Regions from separate parts of the Homo sapiens genome. Here region 1 is linked to region 2. A link is a contact called in ENCODE Hi-C data. All regions are on one chromosome and are shown on one strand. Each heading gives the region's core, a stretch centred on a gene start or an enhancer-like site at or near the end of the contact. The rest is flanking DNA. Distances are from core to core; before and after follow the strand shown. Region 1 has its middle 12 kb from the start of WDFY4. Region 2 holds the start of FRMPD2 (FERM and PDZ domain containing 2).

Region 1 (4,864 bases), core at 2,146-4,645, 400 kb before region 2:
CTGTCAACATTAAATGTTGCAACTGGAGCAACTAGAATGCTCCTACATTGCTTACAGGAATGTATAATGATGCAACCATTTTCATAAACAATTTAACAGTTTCTTATAAAGTAAAATATATACTTATCATGTGACCCACAAATTTCACCACCAGACACAGCCAAGAAAAATGAAAACACATGTCCACACAAAGATTATGCATAAATATTCACAATGACTTTATTCATACTAACTAAAAACCAGAAACAACCCACAGATTCATTAATGGGTAATGAATAAATGAACCATGGTATATTCATACAGTGAAATTCTACTCTATAGTAAAAAAAAAAATCCAACTATTGATACACTGTTCAACATGGATTCCTCTCACAGGCATTAAGCTTGACTATAGGTGGTTGTACACAAAAAAGTCCATACTGTGATTCCATTCATATGAAATTCTCCAGCGGGCAAAATTAACCTATGGTGAAAAAAAAAATCAGAACAGCAGTTGCCCTGGGAAGGGACTATTGATTGGATAAAAGCATAAACTTTGTGAGGTGATGAAAATATTTAATATTTTCATAGGAATGTGTGTTACAATTGTGGAACAAATTTGTCAGAACCATACAGATAAGGTTTGTGCATGTCAACATGCATAAAATTGTACATTGAAAAACTATGAAAATAATTAAGTGGGGGAAGGAGTGGGCATAAATGAAACAAAAATGGCAAAATGTTAATCAAGGTTGAGGCTGGATGTTCATTATATTACTATACTCAGTTTATAGATGTTCAATTTTTTTCCATAATAAAAGTTACTTTGAAAAAAGAGAGAGAGGCTGGGCACGGTGGCTCATGCCTGTAATCCCAACACTTTGGGAGGCTGAGGCGAGTGGGTTACTTGAGATTAGGAGTTCGAAGCCAGCGTGGCCAAATTGGTGAAACCCCGTCTCTACTAAATATACAAAAAATTAGCTGGGCATGGTGGCATGCACCTGTAATTCCAGTTACTCAGGAGGCTGAGGCAGGAGAATCACTTGAATCCAGCAGTCGAAAGTTGCAGTGAGCCGAAATCGCCAGCCTGGGCAGCAGGGTGAGGCTCCATCTCAAAAATAAAAAAAAAAAAGAAAGAAAAGAGAGAGAGAATGCGAGCAAGGAGGGAAGGCTGGGTTTCTCAGAAATTAAAACATGCTCTACTTTTTTTTTTTTTTTTTTTTGAGACAGAGTTTCACTCTTGTTGCCCAGGCTGGAGTACAGTGGCACGATCTGGGCTCACTTGAAACCGCCTTCTGGTTTCAAGTGTTTCTCCTGCCTCAGCCTCCCAAGTAGCTGGGATTACAGGCACCCATCACCACGCTCGGCTAATTTTTGTGTTCTTAGTAGAGACAGGTTTTCACCATGTTGGCCAGGCTGGTCTCGAACTCCTGACCTCATGATCCGCCCGCCTCAGCCTCCCAAAGTGCTGGGATTACAGGTGTGAGCCACCATGCCTGGCCCTAAGTCTTTTATCATGGAAACAGTGTGTCACAGGAATAAACAGAGAACAACAAAACAGAATAGAAAATCCAGAAATAGCCTCAACTGTGAAAATGTATCATACAGAAAGGTGGCATCTCAAATCAGTGGGGAAAGATGGACTGTTAATAAATGATGTTGGGATAACCAGGTAGACATATACCAAAAAATAAAATTAGATCCATTTACATGACTTGATAAAAGTCAAATGAATCCACTGTTTACAAGTAACAAACAAAATCATACAAACCCCCAAAGATAAATAAATAAAGAGAATTTACAAGGCATCTAGCAGGTAATAGTGAGTAGGTGGCTCTGGGGGAGTGGCCACCCAGCAGGTCAGTCCCAAGGAGATGCTAGGCTCAAGGCTGATGAGCATGGGGAGCCTGGGTCTGGGTGGTTCCAGCAGGAAAGGACACAGCTGGCCAGCAGGGAAGGTGGCCCCAGAGGCTGCTTGGAGGCCTGGAAAACCAGGGGAGACCAAAGTAAAACACGAGTTCATTTCAGAGGTGTATCTGTGAAATGAAACTAATGACGTCGCTGCTGACAGCTTGTTGAGGGATTCAATGTGGTGGGGTGAGTAAGGAGCATAACCAAGCCTCCAGCTCTGAGATAGCTTCTGTTCATATCATTCTCTCCTTGGAGTTCGGTTTTATCATCTGTAAAGTGGGTACATCGATCCATACCTGGCAGAATCATGAAAAGCAAGTGCACAGAGCAGCTGGCCCAAAGCCTGGCACGCAAGTGGGCACACGGCAAATGTAGCTGCTGGATCACAGTCATGTCTATTCTTTGTCATTATTATCCTTTGTGCCTCTCCTCTCTGGGCTGTCTGTGGAATGGGGAGGAATCTGTTGAACTAGACGGCCCATCAGGTATCTTCCTGCTAGCACTCTGCGAGGAATCCATCTTCATTTCTGAAGGTGGCCTGGAGATTCTTCTATTTCCCTCTGGGCTGTGCAGTCAGTTAAGAGAGGATTAACCTGGGAAAAACCCGCCCACCGATATTTGAATATCTCACCTCAGCGGCCAGCGGGCGGAAGCCCCAGAGCAGCCTCCAGCACTCCCTGGCCTCTTGCTGATCGAGGTTTCTCACCAACAACCCCAGGGGCCAGTGTTGGCATCCACCCCAGCCCTGCGGAGAGAGATGCTTTCTGCTCATGCACCTCAGTTTGGCCCAGTGAACACCTGCACCACCCAAGTGCCGTGGGGTGGGATCTGGCCGGTGATGGTGATCAGGTGACTGGGTCAGTGGGGGTCAGCCCCCTAGTCAGAGCAATCGCCCAAGGCCAGGACTCCAGCTCCCAGTGAACAAACCTGGCTGTTCCCGCCACAACCAGGGAGGCACCTGGGAGAGGCCCTGCGCGGGGCAGCCTAGACGGGTCTCAGCCAGGGACAGGAGCCAGACGCTCCTGCCCCTAAGAGGGCCCCTTACAGCGGGTCATTGAGAGACTGCCCAGGGACACACAGGAGGGGGCACGCTGAGTGAGAAGACGCCAAGGGGACTATGGGCCACGCTCTCTGGGCCTGGGAGGCTGGGGCTGGTGGGGACAGAGTGCTGCGTGAGGTCGAGGTTGGCAGCCCCCTGGGAGCAGCGCGGGAAGAGGGGGTGGGGGCTTCGCTCGTGGACCTGCGAGCTTGGGCAAGGTTTGACACTTTTCCGTGGAGGAGCTTCCCTCCCGGCTCCTGCAGAGATAAATACAGGAAAGGCCTGCCTCCCTTCCTCTGGTGCAGATCCCTCGCCTGGTCTTCTCTGCTGCTTTACAGCCCCTCCCGACAGCAGCTTTTGTCAGAGGGGAAGCCCGGGCCCTGCAGGTGGGGCCGGCTCCGCGCTCCAGTGGCTGCCTCGCCCGAGCCCCTGCGGCCTCCGCTGACGCCCAACCTCGAACACGCCCCGCCAGAGCCTGTGCCCTGTGCCGTGGGCTTGGCCTCAGCCTCCACGGTGGAGAGGAGCCTTGGGGACCCTGCCCCAGGGCACCGTTCCCAGGCGGAAGGGACAGGTCCTGGTCCCGCCACCCGTTGCTGGAGCGGGGGCAAGAGGGAAAATCTTTGGAGTCATACCAGTGATCTCGGGGGCACGGAGGCTCTGTTCCCTCATCAGAAAATGAAGATCACAGCTGTTTCACAGATTTTGTTTTCATGAGAATTCAATAGAATAAGGGTGTGAAGCTGGTAGACCTGGAACAGCCCCCTTCCCGCCAGGGCCCTGCCTGAGGGCACGTCAGTGACTGCACAGTGCATTTACAGGGCCTCTAGGGCCAGAAGAGAGGGGAAGCCTTCCCTGCCCCTGCCCTGCCCTCAGTCACTGGGGAACAAAATACCCTCTCAGACAGCAATTCCTCCTTTTTGAAAGGGATTATGAGACAAGATGGGAACATTAGACATTGACTTCTTTTTGTCGGGGGAACACCACATTTTCTGGGGGAGGATACACTGGGGATATTGGATTCTCTGTCTTGATTCTCTGCTGCAGGAGAGAAGGAACCTGCCAGTGTAAGCCACTAAACTGCAGGACTCTGAGCAGGGCACTGAACTTCCTGAAGCCTTTTTTGTTTGTTTGTTTGTTTATACATGTGAGGTAATGAGAATTGAAAAATAAGAATGTACCATATGGCAAAGTGCAATGTTTAGCACTTTGTGAATTACTGTGATGTAGACAGGCACAAAATGTGGCAGCTCTCCAGTGTAACAGGAGAATTCTGCTCCCCCCCCAACCCCCCCACCCCACCCCCACCCCCCGCTGGTGGAGGGGAAGGTGAAGGGCCATGAGAACTGGACACAGGAATTAAGTGTGACTTCAGGCCTTCTGGGATGTTTCTACATATAGTGGAAATCAAAATATACTGTAAAAGGGATTACTGCAAAGTAAATAAGGTCCAGGCTGGAGGAAGCAGAAGTTGCATTTTTAATAGTAGATATTGGTTTCTTTTTACTTATAAAATAATACTTGCACCTGGAAAACAAAAGTCAGTTTATAAGAACATAAAAAGAAGTTTCCCTTTTGCCCCTGACCATTTTCCATTTGCCCAAATAATCACCAAGAGTAGTTGTTTTTAGATATTCTGATCTTCATTATAACTTCAACTAATAAACTTCTTTAGGATTTATGAATTTTTGACAATATCTTTGGGCCTTCAGACATAAAAAATAAGAAAATTAGAGTGCTTACACTATCTCCTTCTTACTCTCTTCTACTCCTGATTTGTAATTATATTTTTATTTTATCCTTCTAAATGTTGCCTTTTCAACTCTGTTCATTATATTTTACATACCTTTCAATAATTTCCTTCATGACCTTAAATAGTATATTCACTTTTTTATGTATCAAATTAAGATGGCATTCACAACTATGAAAGACAAGAAT
Region 2 (4,488 bases), core at 1,734-4,233:
CAGTCAGAATGGCTATTAATAAAATATGTATAAAGAAACAGATGTTGGCAAGGTTGCAAATAACAGGGAACACTTATACACTGTTGGTGGGAATGTAAATTCATTCAACCATTGTGGAAGACAGTGTGGCAATTTCTCAAAGACCTAGAGACAGAAATACCATTTTACCCAGCAATCCCATTACTGGGTATATACCCAAAGGAATATAAATTGTTCTATTATAAAGACACATGGACATTTATGTTCATGGCAGCACTATTCACAATAGCAAAGACATGGCATCAATGTAAATGCCCATCAATGACAAATTGGATAAAGAAAATGTGGTATACATACTCCATGGAATACTATGCAGCCATAAAAAAGAATGAGATCATGTTTTTCATGGGAACATGGATGGAGCTGGAGGCTATTATTCTTAGCAAACTAATTCATGTACAGAAAATGAAATACAGTATGTTCTCACTTATAAGTGGGAGCTGGATCGTGAGAACTATGAGCACAAAGAAGGAAACAACAGACACTGGGGTCTACCTGAGGGTTGGGGGGGTGTGAGTAGACAGAGAACCAATAACTACTGGGTACTGGGCTTAATATCTGGGTGATGAAATAATCTGTACAACAAACCCCCATGACATGAGTTTACCTCTGTAACAAAACTTCACATGTACTCTCGAACCTAAAATAAAGTTTTTTTTTTAAATGATCATACGCAATAAAGAATTTTGACAGGAAAATAACCTTAAAAAATAAAAATATATAAAATATAACAAAATTATATAGGGAATGACACAGAGATAACTCAGAGAGAAACTATTAGCTTTGATAACTTGAAAAACAAAAACACATTGATAAAATTTTTATGCAAAAAAATGGACTTAATGAAATGTTAGCAGAGCAACAATAGAAGGGGGTTACTGCTAGTATTTTTAACAGAAAAAGTGAAAGTGGTGGTGACTTTAAGCAGACCAGCATTTACCTGTTGGCAGATGACTTAGGTGTTGCTTTTTGTTCTGTTGTGAACGAGCCACATGACTGGAGAAGTCAACTTTCTTCTTCTGGGAGAAAGGTTGCGTGGTCAGCCTGAAAAAATTACTAAATAAAAATTACCTGGACACTTGCTGAAAATACAGATGCTCTGGCTCGGGCCCAGAGATTCAGGTTCAGCAGATTCAGGGTGGTGCCTGGGAATCTGCATTTTATCGTCTTCAAGGCTGAATCTGATGAGAAGACAAGTTTGGAAAAAACAGTAAAAGATTGTTGCAGATATTGTGAAATGTTTTGCTAGCTAGCAGGGAATGTCAATATAGATAGCTTTAAGCAGAAAAAAATGTAAAACATTGTGTTTTTTAGTTTTTTTCAAGTAATATAACATAAGGTTATAGGGGGAAAATACCAAAATGAACAATAATTTTCCTGACTAAATAATGAGCCAAAACTCTTTCCCCTAGCAACCACTATTAAGTTGCTTGTGATTCCTTCCAGAACCACAAGAATATGTCTACATAATATTCTAATATACTACAGTGTATAAAGAATATGTATACATAAATATACGTAAATATACCTGGTCTTTATGTACCTATTTGTAATAAAAGGAAACATACTAGGCTATTCCATACCTTTTGTCACTTAAAGAATTTTCTAGGCAATTGTTATATGCCAGCACACACAGATCTACTTCCTTCCTTTACACAGCTGCATAGCTGGTTTTCTACTGTGTGTGAACTACAATAATCACTGTTGATGGGCACTTCAGTGGCTTTCAGTTTTCTGCTACTACCAAAATACACTGCAAAGAGCATCCTTTCTCAGATGCTTTGGTGAACTTTTGCAAGAATGTCCATGGGGTTACTTCTTAGCAGCTGGGTTTACAAAGGATATGTACATTTACAAATTTGATGAATATTACCAAATTCCCTGCAGAGAAGTTGCACTTATCTGTAATCTCACTATTGGCATATGAGAGTACTCATTCTCCATGCCCTCACCAGCACTGAGTTTCATCAGATTTTTTTTTCGAGACAGAGTCTCGCTCTGTCACCCAGGCTGGAGTGCAGTGGCCCGATCTTGGCTCACTGCAAGCTCCGCCTCCCAGGTTCACGCCATTCTTCTGCCTCAGCCTCCGGAGTAGCTGGGACTACAGGCACCCGCCTCCAGGCCCAGCTAATTTTTTGTATTTTTAGTAGAGACGGGGTTTTGCCATGTTAGCCAGGATGGTCTCGATCTCCTGACCTCGTGATCTGCCCGCCTTGGCCTCCCAAAGTGCTGGGATTACAGGCATGAGCCACTGTGCCCGGCCTCAAATTTTAGTATTTTATTCTGTAGTCAGGCAAAAACTCATGTTTTCTTTTTAAATAAATACGTCTCAGTTTTGACACTGCTATTGATTTAAAGGGCTTGAGAGATCTGTTCTTTTGCCCCTTCTACTACAGAGCTATGATCTACTTCTTGCTGTTCCCCATCTCTGCTGGTTCCTTTCTGAATCCAAGCACCAGAAAGAGTAAGAATTCCTTTCCCCCTTTCTCTAACCACATTTTTCTTGCTTTCTCACAGACAGATCCAGGTTATCATTTCCTCCTGCTGCTTTCACATGGTTCCCTGTCCTGTTGGTTGCAGGTCCAATGTCTGACACTATGAAAGGGCATGGAGGACTCTTGAGTTGATGACACTAAGCCTCTGCTCTGGGGCTGCCCCCAGTTCCTTGCAGAGCTCTTTCTTTTGATTGGGCCAGGAGATAAAGAGACATCAGCGTAAAAGCCCTGCTGAGCAGCAATCCCATTGCCTTCAGTGGCACCTAATCCACTTGAGCTCTTCCTGGCTCTCTCACGGGTCACTGGCTTTGAGGACGCAGGCTGCTGGGGTGGCAGTGCCTGCTAACAGGCCAGAGACTGCGCAGGACCCAGGGAATGAGAGTGGTGGCAGGAAAGGGAAGGGGCCTTGTTGACTCACTCGCTGGGCAGCAAGTGCTTAGTGACAAGCAGTAAACAAAGACAGCGGCAACAGTGCTGGTGGCAGGGAGCTCCGCGGACAGACTTGCAAGAGACCCCTGCTCCTTGTTGGAAAGTTGTCCCATGATGAAGGCCTAGACCTGGTCACGGAGACTTTTGGATGCAGCCTTTAACGAAGGACGCAGGTATTCCTTGGCATCATTCAGTTTTCTCCTATAAATCTGGTCAGGGAAAGGGCAAACTTCTTACTGGGTCTAGGTATCCGGAATAAGAAGAACACAGCTGGGCAAGGACCTGTGTCAGTGCCCTTTGTGGTATTATTTGGAGTATTATTTGTTCCAGGCCATTGGCTAAGCCTGATAGACATTGTATTTGTTTTTTAGCAATAAAGAATGGGCTCAGAAGAGAAAACATGGACTTTAGAATCAGACCACCCCTTGTTTGAATCACTGCTTTGCTATTCAGCATCTGTGCAAATTCAAATGACTCTTTTAACTTTCCTAAGACTCGTTTTTCTTACCTGTAAAATGGGGATAATAATGCCCCATGCGTTACGATGTTGCTGAGGATTCATGGGGTGACACGCGTAAGGCACTTAGAACATACTTGGAGCATTTGAGTAGCCCAGTAAATCATGGCTGTCACTATCTTTCAGAAGCAAGTGTTTTGGTTATTGCTTAAAGAGTATCAGTGGTTTAAAGTAAGAAGACTCAGGGTATGCCTAGCTGACTTCCAGAAAACAATGGAAAAGAAATGATTCACCTGGCTTTATTTGTATGCTTAAAGGAAAGAAAAAACTCAGTTGAGGTTTTCAACAGTGTAAACAACTTTTTTTTTTTTTTAAAGCAACAATTGAGTTCAGAGATGAGTCGTGTCTATTTCTCCTGGCTAAATCCTGTGATTTGCTATAGGCTGTAGCTGAAACCAATTAAGTAGTTCATTAATTCAACGAGAACTTACTTGGTATCTCCTGGGGCCACATGCCAAATGCTGGGGATGTCTCCCCCAGCCCAGAGGATCTTCCAGGTTGTAGGACAGTGGGGGTCGGGGGGCAGAATGCTGGACCTGCATGAAAACTGGCGGTGATAGCAAGTGCCGAAATGGAGGTGGCACGGGCTCCTGGGAGAGGTGTTGCTTGAGCATGGCTTTAATGCTAAGCGAACACTAGCAGGAGTTGGGAGCAGGGGGATTGGAAAAGGCATCCCAAGCAGAGAAAAGCACATGCAAAGGCCCAGTGGCATGAATAAGTAAAGCATGCTCTGGGAACAGCAGGCAGTTTGGCCTAACTTTAGTAAAGTGGGAACAGGGGAATCTGATAAGAAAGGAGGCTGCAGAGGTGAACAGGGGAGAGCAAGGAAGGCCTTCTATGGCCCAGAGTTCACTCAGAAGGTCCCAGATAGGCACTGGTAGTTTTAATGAAGGATGTGTCGTGTCTGCATTTAATATTAAGAAGATTAATCTAGTAGCAATATGGGTGTGGGATTGGAGAGGATGAAACCTGGAATGATGACAGATGGCCTAACCTAAGAAAACAACA

Evidence for each region. Hi-C counts contacts between places; a loop is a spot of excess contacts on that map. Pooled maps may share reads with other maps.
Region 1: a map with no recorded cell type shows a loop between it and region 2 (4-fold over the local background). The contact joins the enhancer-like site here to the promoter of FRMPD2 in region 2. A Hi-C loop is called at or near these places in 1 of 168 maps with a recorded cell type or tissue (GM12878), 6 of 37 single-sample maps with no recorded cell type and 3 of 50 pooled maps.

The regions. Positions count from the first base shown.
Region 1 is chr10:48,670,187-48,675,050 of GRCh38, reverse strand. No RefSeq gene overlaps it. Among named protein-coding and RNA genes, the nearest start is that of WDFY4, 12 kb to the left of the region's middle. RefSeq lists an enhancer at 2,259-2,328. Within about 2 kb of position 3,395, at least 5 of the 41 ENCODE cell types and tissues checked have a DNase peak (open chromatin) inside an H3K27ac peak, as active enhancers do; they include GM12878, where a contact is called at or near this core.
Region 2 is chr10:48,273,191-48,277,678 of GRCh38, reverse strand. It overlaps FRMPD2 (FERM and PDZ domain containing 2), which reads left to right and starts at 2,983. Exons shown (of 29, transcript NM_001018071.4): 1 at 2,983-3,136. The coding sequence starts at 3,112.